Linked DNA regions of Homo sapiens: region 1 is linked to region 2. A link is an interaction called in ENCODE POLR2A ChIA-PET data of the cell type or tissue named here. Cell type or tissue: IMR-90. All regions are shown on one strand. Each heading gives the region's core, and the rest is flanking DNA. Links, peaks and the distances in the headings are about the cores only. Region 1 has its middle 98 kb from the start of LINC00396. Region 2 overlaps LINC03082 (long intergenic non-protein coding RNA 3082).

Region 1 (5,380 bases), core at 116-5,115, 150 kb before region 2:
ACTAATACAGACCTATTAGATTAGCAAAGACTTATAACTTTGATGTCATGCTGTGCTGACAGAAGCCACTACTCTTATCCACTGCAGGTGGCCACATGAATAAGAACAGCTCTAAGACAGCATGCTAATATCTATCAGATTTAAAAAGCAGTTTGGAGATTCCTCAAAGAACTTAGAACAGAGCTACCATTTGACCCAGCAAGCCCATTACTGGACATATATCCAAAGGAAATCAATCATTCTACTAAAGAGACACATTCATTTGTATGTTCATTGCAGCACTATTCACAATAGCAAAGACATGGAATCAACCTAGATGCCTGTCAATGATGGATTGAATTCAGCGCATGTGGTAGATATAGATCATGGAATACTATGCAGCCATAAAAAATAAAGAGATCATATTCTTTGCAGCAACATTGATGCAGCTGGAGGCCATTATCCAAGTAAATTAACACACGAACAGAAAACCAAAGACCACATGTTCTCACTTAAAAGTGGGAGCTAAACACCAAATACATGTGGACATAAAGTTGAAATTATTTTTTTAAAAAGTGTGTACCCTCTGGTACTGTAGGGATTTGTCCTGCAAATGAACTGACACAATCCAAAGCAAATAAAGTCACTTAGTGTGCCATTTTTAAATAATAACAAATAATTGGAAACACCTAAAATTTTTTAAAGTCTCATGAAATATATAATGAATATTCATACAGCATTCACTACAATGCCAAAATAGAAAATTCTTTATATTCTAATATAGAATAATCCCCCAAATATAATTTTGAATGAAAAAAAGCAGGGGGTTTTGCCTATATATAGAACAGAACCAAGAGAATATATATACACACACACATATGTGTGTATATATATCTATATACAGATTGTATACATATATACATACATACATACATACATACATATATGTAGAGAGACAGGCATTTTAAGGAACCTGTTCATCTCACTGGAGATGCTCATGCAACTGTGGAGATGCAAGGTTAAAAGTTTGCCGGGCAGGCCCTTAGGTTAAAGACCCGAGGAAGAGCTACACTTCAATCCCAGAAGTCCAAAATGCCATCTGAAGGCAGAATTTCCTCTTCCTGAGGGAACCTGAGTCTTTGCTCTTCAGATCCTTGATGAATGAAGATGGATGAAGTCCACCCACCTTATGGAAGGTCATCTTTCCTCAAAGCCCACTGATTTAAATGTTAATCTTATCTATTAAGTACCTTCCCAGCAACATCCAGACTGATGTTGAACCAGGTAGCTGCGTAATGAGGCATAGACAAGTTGACACGTAAAATTAACCATCACAGAGTGGAAGAAAACATTTATTTTTCTTGCTTACACATAAATACCCATCTGGAAAGAGATCTAGAGAACAATAGAGGGGACTGGGCAGCAGAGAGCAGGGAAAGGCGTACTTCATGTTGAACACCCGAAAACCCAAATATTCTTTATTTTTTTTTTATTTTTTAAAGACAGAGTCTCGCTCTGTCACCCAGGCTGGAGTGCAGTGGCGTGATCTCGGCTCACTGCAACCTCTGCCTCCCGGGTTCAGGCAATTCCCTGACGCAGCCTCCTGAGTAGCTGGGATGACAGGTGCCCGCCACCACACCCGGCTAATTTTTGTATATTTAGTAGAGACGGGGTTTCACCATCTTGGCCAAGCTGGTCTTGAACTCCTGACCTCGTGATCCACCCGCCTCAGCATCCCAAAGTGCCGTGCCCGGCCGATCCTTTTTTTTTTTTTTTAATTGTGAACTGTTTCAAAAGTATTATTTGTACCGAAGTTAAATAAAATTTTTAAGTGGGAGAGAGAAAAACTGAAATTCTTCCAGAGGAGAGAGACCAGGATAATCAAAACACCAAGCACCATCAATGGGGATATTTCGCCCGAGGCAGATAATGCACTCAGGCCAGCTATGAAAGCTGCCTCATATACTCAAAGAACTGTCATAAAAGAAAGGAAATTTGACTTGTGCTGTGAGCCTCAGGGGGAAGGGAAGGTATTTCGAGGCAGAGGTGGAAGTTATGAAGAGACAGATTCTGATTCAAAACAAGGATGAACGTCTCCATAAATAGATGGTTCTGAAAAAGAGGTGGCTGCAGACCGCTCCTGTCCCATGGGGATCTGGGGAAACTTCTGGCAGGGGTGGTCAAGAACAACTGAGGTACTGGATGGATCCAGCGCCCCAAAGTCTCCCCTCAACTCTGGCTACAAATATTTCTCCTCCTTCAGGACTCTGGATTCCCTTACGTGTGTATGGTTTCTGGTCATGGTGCCTGATGACAAAGCGTTGGTGCCGAAGCCATGCACCCAGGGACCAGGACTCTGGTACCGTCATTGCCCAGCTGCAAGGCCTTGAGAACTTCCCCAACCTATAGATGCTGTAACCTGAGCATTACAGGAAGCTATTTTAGGGTGACTTGAGGGGCACTACATTAGAGGATGCTCTTGAAGCACATGGAGGCATCCTGAGATCATGACAAACGTTTGACATCATACAGGTTGGCTGGAATATTTGTTATGGTTCTTCTTATGTTTGTTTTTTTACTAGTAGTAAAACTTTAATTGCCTTTTAGAAGGAAGAGGCTGGAACTGAGAATCACCTGATATGCACATATGACTGGAGAAATTACAATAATATATTTTTTAAAATATCCTGAGTGACATACTGATGGGGGTCTTACGTCTGTATGTGCTTACTGTGATAAGTCAGAAAACACATACTCACAGTAGTTAGCAGCTCCTCTCATCAAAGGTAGAGAATTTTTCCCCTCTCCTTGAGCGTGGGCTAGTCTTGCTTTTGTTCCAGAAGGTGACAGAGGGATATTGCATGGGTTCTAGAGTCCAGGCTAAAGAGGGTTTGCAGCTCCACCTACGCTCTCTCCTGCAACACTCCTGCCACTGCACAAGGGGCTCTAATCTGGGTCAGTGCAGCAGCTGGCAGCCACCACCAGCTTTAGATACATAGGTAAGGCTGTCCAAGATCCCCCAGCCCTCCTCAAGTTGGAAAATGATCGGGACCACATGTATGGCTTGACAAAGACTCTCCTTGACCAAATATTAGTCGGGCTCCTCTGAGGATTCTCTTCATCTGGCCTCAACCTTGACCTGTCGGAACTGCAGCCTGTCAATTTTGTACTCCCCACCCCCACCACACACACATGAAGATACTTGAACAAACACTAGCACAGTTTCTAACAGCTCAAGTCCACATTCCTAGGATGATGACACTGGCCTCTTTAAGTTCTGCCTGACAAGGCTCAATGCTGCCAAAAGAATGTACTGTTTGTTCCAACAAGAGCCTGATTGCAGGCCCCTGACCTCCCTTTTTTGGAGCATTTACTTTAGAAAACTTGCAATTGTAAATATTTTTTTCTATCCTTTTGAGAGGTAGCTTTTACAACCCAGGAACATCTTTCTCAAAGACTTCGGGCCAACTCTTTGAAATGTAATCATTAAAAAAGATAGGGCTCCTGTCTTCCAGTCTCCTGGGAGGGCAGAAGCCCATCTTAATCTGTTTTGTGCTGCTATCACAGAATACCACAGATTGGGTAATTTATAAACAACAGGAGATTATTTGGCTCATGGTTCTGGAGGCTGGGGAGTCCAAGATCAAGGAGCCACATCTTGGGGGTGGGGGCAGCCTTCTTGCTCTGTATGATTGGTAGAGGGCATCAAATGGAGAGAGGGCATGCAAGAGAAGGGAAGAGGGCAGAACTCATCCTTCTGTCAAGAACCCACACTCATGATAACTAACCCACTACCATGATAACTAACCCATTCCCGAGACAGTGGCATGAATACATTCACAAGGGCAGAGCCCTCATGACCTGATTAGCTCTTAAAGGTCCCACCTCTCAATACTGTTGCATTGGGGATTAAGATTTCAACACATGAACTTCGGGATATACATTCAGACCATACAAAGCTTAACTTGAATGTGTCAATTAGCAAACACAGGTGGCCTAATTACATTTCCCAGTTTTTCCCCAGTGTCCTCAGTAATTTTCCTTTAGCATGCCCCACCATTTAAACAGCCCCCCACCTTTTGTTTTGGGGGAATTGAGCTTAGTTTATACTGGAGTGTCTTTTCCCTACTGTGGTACTCTAAATCAAAATCTATCTTGATATTTTTAATAAATGCTTGTGCAAAATTTTTCTTTTACAGCCTCTAGGCCAGACCAGCAGAATGGCCCAACTAACCCACCAAATTATGAGACATAAATTGATTTAAGCCATTAAATATTGAAATGATTTGCTATGAAATAAAGCCTAACTAGTACCTAGAAATGGATACCTAAAAGTGGGCACTCCCATAACAAAAACCAGAGCATTAGCTTTGGGCTTGATGAAGCTGCTAGAGGCTGGAGAAGAGCCTAACTGTATTATGTAGTCAGTTTTGCTGTCAACTCACTGGCAAAACCATTACCTGTAGTAACTTAGAACATTCTTTTAGATGTGCCTAATGAACTCATGGATCTTAAGGACATATCCAGGAAGAAAGTTGAAAGTTCCAATGGATTTCTCCTGGCTGTGAAGGATAAGGGAGAAGAAGAGAGAGGTAAACTTAAGAAGGAAGTGTTCGGTTTTAAGGTAGAATTGGATAAAACACAAAGCCCAGAGTTTCCCAGATTTGAAAGTAAAATGGTAAAAAATTATCAAAGTTAATTAAAGTCTGAGGCCAAAATCAAGTCAAGAATATGGGTATCAAGCAAGTGACATATTTAAGGAAGTTCTAGGTAAACCTTCTCAGACAAATGGGACTTTCAAGAATCTAATAATTTTAAAGGTATTTGCCCAAGGTAATCTCAAATGAAACCCAAAGAAAACAGAAATCTTCTCAAAAAGTATGCCTTTTAGGGCATGGAATAAACACTCATCAGATTCAAAGGAACCCCACAAAGTTTTTAAAGGAGTTGTGCTTTTGAAAACACCACTACTTTGCACAAAAAAAGAAGAGACAATCAAATGAAAAGAATCTCTTGATGTCCAAATTCCTGTAGACAGAAGAAGCTACTGATCAGCAAACAAGGATGATTTCTTATGGAAAAAGAAGGGTATGTCAAGGGGTAAAGGTAAAAGTCCCAAGGATGGACTTTCTGTAGAGCAGCAGAAAACAGGAGCTAGAGGATCACATCCAGGGACTAGATCTAGGTCTTCATCAGGGAACAGTCCCTGCCTGGATTACAGAACTGGATTTCAACCTGTGTGCAGCTGCATTTCAGACCACAGTGGCCAAATACTGCCTTTCACTTCCCCGCTTTGTGGAAGGGAGTGACTATTATTGTGATGCCATCCATGCCTGTGGTGGGCACAGGATGCATATCCCAGATCCCCTCGAGGAAGAACTCATTGCCCCAGCTGCAGAGA
Region 2 (5,380 bases), core at 130-5,129:
TTGGTGTCCAACACCTCTCAACCACGTGAACTCCTCATCCCTAATCACCTTAACCTCTGCTCCTTTTCAGCTTTTGACTTCGTGGCCATACTGAAGACCCTGGACCACCCAGGAATGTTGAATCTGTGATATCACAAATTAAAACTTCCATCTCTGATTGTAATTTCCTGTTCTCTCACGTCATTGCCTTCATTGTTCCTAGTTCTACAGTGTTCTCTGAATGTCCCACCCACTGCCTGCTCTACTGTCTCCCCATCAAGTAGCCTATCTGGAGTCCTGCTTTCCTTGGAGCCCGTGTCCCAACATGCCCCACCCCCATCTCCTTGACGATGACCCACCTCCCTTGTGTGGTTGTGTGCCTGTCCCACCTGCTTCACAAACCTCAACCAGCTCAGTCCTTGCCTACCCTCACTTTATACTATAAAATGTGCCAAAGTGACTTTGCTAATTTGAGATGTTGTAACAAATTGCCACAGACTGGGTGGCTTATCGTCAACAGAAATTTATTTCTCATGGTTTAGAAGGCTGGAAAACCAAATTTCAGATGCCAGTTTGGTCAAGTTTTGGTGAGGTCTCTTTTCTGGGTCCTAGAAGGCCAACTTCACCTTGAATCCTCACATAGTAAAAAGAGGGCAAGAGCTCTCTGGGGGTCCGTCTAATAAAGTCACTAATCCCATTCATCAGGGCCCATTCTCATGACCTAATCACCTCCCAAAGGCCCCACTTACTATTTATAATACCATCACCGTGGAGGTTAAGATCAAGATACAAATGTTAGGGAAGATTCAAACATTCAATCCACTGCACAGAGCAGACAGGATCTCCAAAAGTTCAGGGTCACCAGCCTCCACTGGGATCCCAAATCTGATCAACAGTTTGAGGACTCTCTCACACAAGGCACTGTGAGCTGGAAGTTTTCAGGAAATAGGGAAGAAGGTGATATCATAGCAACACAGACAGCTTGGGCTGAATGTGAGAATTCCCTGTGGCCAGGCGCCCTTTGAAGCTCACCTGAGTGCCTTCCTTGGCAGTGAGCGGCCTGCCTTCTGCAGCATTGCACTCGAACCTGATCGCCTCCATGAAGAGCAGCTTCAGCTCCTGGGGAGCATGCATGTAGGAGGCCCTCAGGAGCCTACTTTCCCTCTGAAAGTGACTGTCCACATAGTTCCTCAATGAAACATAGACCAACACCATCGCCATCCCTCTAAGAAATTCTCATGCAGATATTAAAATATTTTTTAAACTACTACTCTTGCTTATATCTTCCTAAACACTGCATGCGGGGTTGGTGACAGATGAGGGAGAAGCAGGACTACCTTTTTATTTGCCTCACCCATCCCTTACCTAGCACTTGGCATTGTGCTGTGGATCTGGCAGGCACTTATGGAAATGTGTTGGATAAATAGGGAGATGAATAAATGGATGCACAAACAACTAAGTGAGTGTGACCACCTCATGGAAGCTGCCGTGGTTTTAAACTATGTCCACCAATTCTTCAGGACCCCTCCCTTCACAGGGGGAGCCCAGCTCCCTCCCCTTCCGTGTGCAAGGCACTTCGAGATTCACTTCTGACAATTAGAATGTGGTGGAGGTGCTGATGTGTGACTTCTGAGATAGGATTAAAAGATCTTTGGCTCCCTGCTTCCTCCCCTTTTCAGATTGCTTGCTCTGGAAGAAGCCACCTGCCATGTCATGAGGAAGCTCAAGTAGCCCTGCAGAAAGGCCCATGTGGCAAAGAGCTGAGGCCTCCTGCCAATAGCCGTGGGTGATAGCCATGGTGGAGCCTTCAGATGACTGCAACCTTGGCTAACACCTTGACTCATGGAAGACCCTGAGCCAGAGCCACCCAGCTAAGCCTCTACCAGATTCCTAACCCATAGAAAATGTGAGACAATAACTGGTTGTTGCTTAAACTGCTAACTTGGGAGTAAATTTGTTTTTGTAGCAGTAGATAACTAACACAGAAACTAAGTGCAGAAATGATAAAAGGATAGTGCAAAGTTCGGAGAAAGAACAGGCCAACACTAAGAATAAGCCACTACTTCAGCTATGCTAGGAAATTTTGCCAATCCCAAGGGAAGTTGGGCTTATACCTGGATTACCCCTTCTCTGTGTGCCTAAAGCAGTTTACAAGCCGCCATTATGCCATCATATGATTCACCCATGCTGTGCTTCAATACTTCACAATTCTTTCATTCTTATAACACTGAATTCCAAGTTGAAGAACCGCATTCAGATTTTATTACATTGGGGCATCTGCCAAGCTACCTGCAACACAGTCGGGACCCAAATGAAAATTGTACCTGGTTTGCACAATTCCACGGAAACTAACTCCTATCTCCATATTTCTCTTTTCCCCAAATAAAATGAGTAAATACATCTTTTGTGACGAAAGAACTTCAGAAAGAATGGTGAAAGGAAAGAAAGCACTCAGATTTGGCATGCTAACTGTGCTTTCTTCACATCTACTCATGGCTGAGTTCCCTTCAATTTCTCCCTTCCACTCAGTCTCGGACACAGAGGTACATGCAAGCACTCATGCTTGCCCATGCGGCTTGTCACTCCCAACTGGAGCAGAGAGCAGTGCTTTTAGTTTCTCTTCTGCAGGTCTTTTAGAAGGCTCTGGAAAGCCTGGGGAATCCATGCTCCTTTGTGGAGGCAGCTGTCCTTGCTGATACTTTGCAATCCGACCACATCAGTGATTCACAGATGGTCTTAATATCTTATCAGCGTGAGCTCCCCATTGCAGAACCTTTGATCTCCTGGGGTGCAGGCTCACAGGCGCAGGACATCAACCCTGTACAGAGGCTCTGTCAAGCCCTGTCTCAGCCAAGGCTCGTGGGCAAGAGCTGATTATTGAAAACCTTAACATTCACCTCTCTCTCTAAATGCTTTTCATTTCTTTATTCACACCACACTTTTTTTAAGGTAAAAAAAAAATGTTCTCCTGTTTTACCTGTCAATTGAATATCTACCTCAGCCAATGATTACCTTGAGCACTGCAATCATGATTAACCATTGATTCATAGCTACCCTAAGAACATGAACCTATCCGGGGAAGTTAATTATGCCTCAGCCTGACATCTCTAAATTGGCACAACTACAGACAGTTCCACAAGAAAACTAAGGAGATGACTAAGGTTTTTAAGGAGAAATTAGATGATGAAATTAAACTATTTAGTCTGGAAATAAAGGTGATGAGGGCTATTTAATGCCTTCAAGGATCAGGAAACCTTCTATCATGGTTTGCACGGAGGACAGTCATGAGGAAGTGGGTTTATGTATTGGTGTGAGGAGGATGATGGTAATAACAGACCAGAGAGTGGGGTGCTTGAGGAAGCGCAGTGCCCAGAGAAATGCTGGAGACTCTTTCTCCGTTTAATTTTTTGACTTTTGTTTCTTATCATGGGGTAGTTGTAATATTATTAGATTAATACAAGCTCATGTTGTGTATTTTCCAGACACAAACTAATATGCTTGTGTGTGTGTGTGTGTGTGGCCTCCTTTTACAAACACTAGGGGATTACATTCTGTATACAGTTCTACAACTTGTTTTTTTTTTCCTTTAACAACATATCTTAGTCATGTGTATAGATGAGTATCTATAAACCTACCTTATTATCTTAATACTTAGATGTAGACTTAGGAAGCTTGGGTTTCCATCGTATATACAACACAGCTTATTTAACCATTGCTTTATTGATAAACCTTTATATTACTTTCACTTCTAATAGAACTCATGCCCACATCTTTACATACTTATATGAGTGTATCCATAGAATAAATCTCTAGAAAGGCAATAAATTCCTAGAAAATGAATAACTAGAAAAAAGCAGTTTATTTTTAACCCCTTATAACTTTAAATATGTGTATGTATATCTTCAGACTTATGTTTAAATAAGCCCAGAGCTTCCAAATTGAGCTGGCGTCAGCGTCTCCTGACAGGCTTGCTAAACGCAGATTGCTGGGGCTTAGCCCAGAGTTGCTAATTCACAAGGTGCAGGATGGGGCCCCAGAATCTGCACCTGTAACAAGAGCCCAGGTGATGGTGGTGATGGTGATGCTGCTGGTGCAGGGACCGCTGTCTGAGAACACCTGGATTAAGCCCTGCACCTGCCTGTGGGAGGAGGACAGTAACATCTCATCCATATCTGGGAGCCAGAGCTGGCGTTTTGTTTTTTGTTTGTTTGTTTCCAAATGCACTGGGTCTGTGATTGTGGGAGCCCACCTCAGGCTTCTCTGCCTGGGCCTTGCCAGGTGAGCGAGAAGCTGGTCCCGTGAGGAGCAGTCCAATCCGGCCCATGTTGCACAGCCTCGTGCCCAGGCCCTGGAGCTAGCAACTTGCCCGACACAGCCTGCTCCTTCCCAGAGGGCAGCCCCCATGCAGGCTGCTTCCCACGGTGTCTCAGCAGGTCCTCTGCAGATTTTTCCTCCCACCTTTTTTATGGTGTCCAAGACATGACCACAACCACCACCACCAAACTCTTCCATCCCTGACAAACAGTTCCTATGTTATTTTAGAAAAAGTCTCTCCCCACAGTATGGCAGGAGCACTTCCCATAGTGCCCCCTTCGGCTTTATCTTCAACGATATCTCAAGGCCTGCCAAGCATTCTGACATCATGAGATTAGACTCCACTGTGTACTGGCAGGTTTGCATTTTTTAGATGTCATATTTTAAAGCACAAGACAGGGGCCATGTGGTGGGAGGGACAGTGTGAGGCCCATTCCCTGTTCCCAGGGCACAGACTGCTGTGACATTTGCTCTCTTGAGAACTTAGCAAGGGCAGGCAGAGGCAGCTGACCGAAAGTAACTCCGTGCAAAAGTGGCCCAGCCACTCACGGCGACACTTAATTGAGAGGAATGAGGGCCAGAATTCAAGTCCAGGTTCATGGACAAGTCATGTCCTTTTCAAGACCTACACTGGAAGCCACATCTATGGCCCTTGCTCAGTGTCTCCTTAGTAACCATCGTGGTGCCTCACATGGTGAAAGCTTGACAAACTTTGAAGGACTTCAGCACATGTGGTCTCATTCATTCTACAAAGTCAAGATGTCTTTAACTCTCCTACCTATTTCTTGGGAATAAAACAGAGCTTGAATGACTTTAGTGATAAATAACTTTGGAATAGCAACTCCACATCTTTCCATGCATTGCAGCCTCATGGCATCCGTGTGAGGGAATGTCATTATTATCCCATTTTAGAGGTGCAGTGGGTGAGGTTGGAAGAAGTTTTGACTTTTCTGAAGAAACTTAACTAGAACATGAAAGAGTTCATTCTGAACCCAAGTTCCAGGTTTTTCTATCACTGTTCCATTGGCTTCCTTTATTTCTGTTAATAGTGTGATTGCTAAGAATAAATGCCTAACATTTACTAAGT

Evidence for each region. ChIA-PET counts read pairs that join two places held together with the same protein. Peaks named below come from ENCODE experiments on the same cell type or tissue, not always from the same donor. Only the 100,000 strongest peaks of a DNase experiment are listed, where the experiment ranks them.
Region 1: POLR2A ChIA-PET joins it to region 2 with 11 read pairs; 3 of 35 experiments call an interaction of 5 or more read pairs at or near these places.

The regions. Positions count from the first base shown.
Region 1 is chr13:109,952,546-109,957,925 of GRCh38, forward strand. No RefSeq gene overlaps it. Among named protein-coding and RNA genes, the nearest start is that of LINC00396, 98 kb to the right of the region's middle. In IMR-90, for the core only: no CTCF peak of the experiment used is centred there; no DNase peak of the experiment used is centred there; H3K27ac peaks cover 565 bases.
Region 2 is chr13:110,100,593-110,105,972 of GRCh38, forward strand. All of the region lies in intron 1 of LINC03082 (long intergenic non-protein coding RNA 3082), which reads right to left. Among named protein-coding and RNA genes, the nearest start is that of LINC03032, 18 kb to the right of the region's middle. In IMR-90, for the core only: no CTCF peak of the experiment used is centred there; no DNase peak of the experiment used is centred there.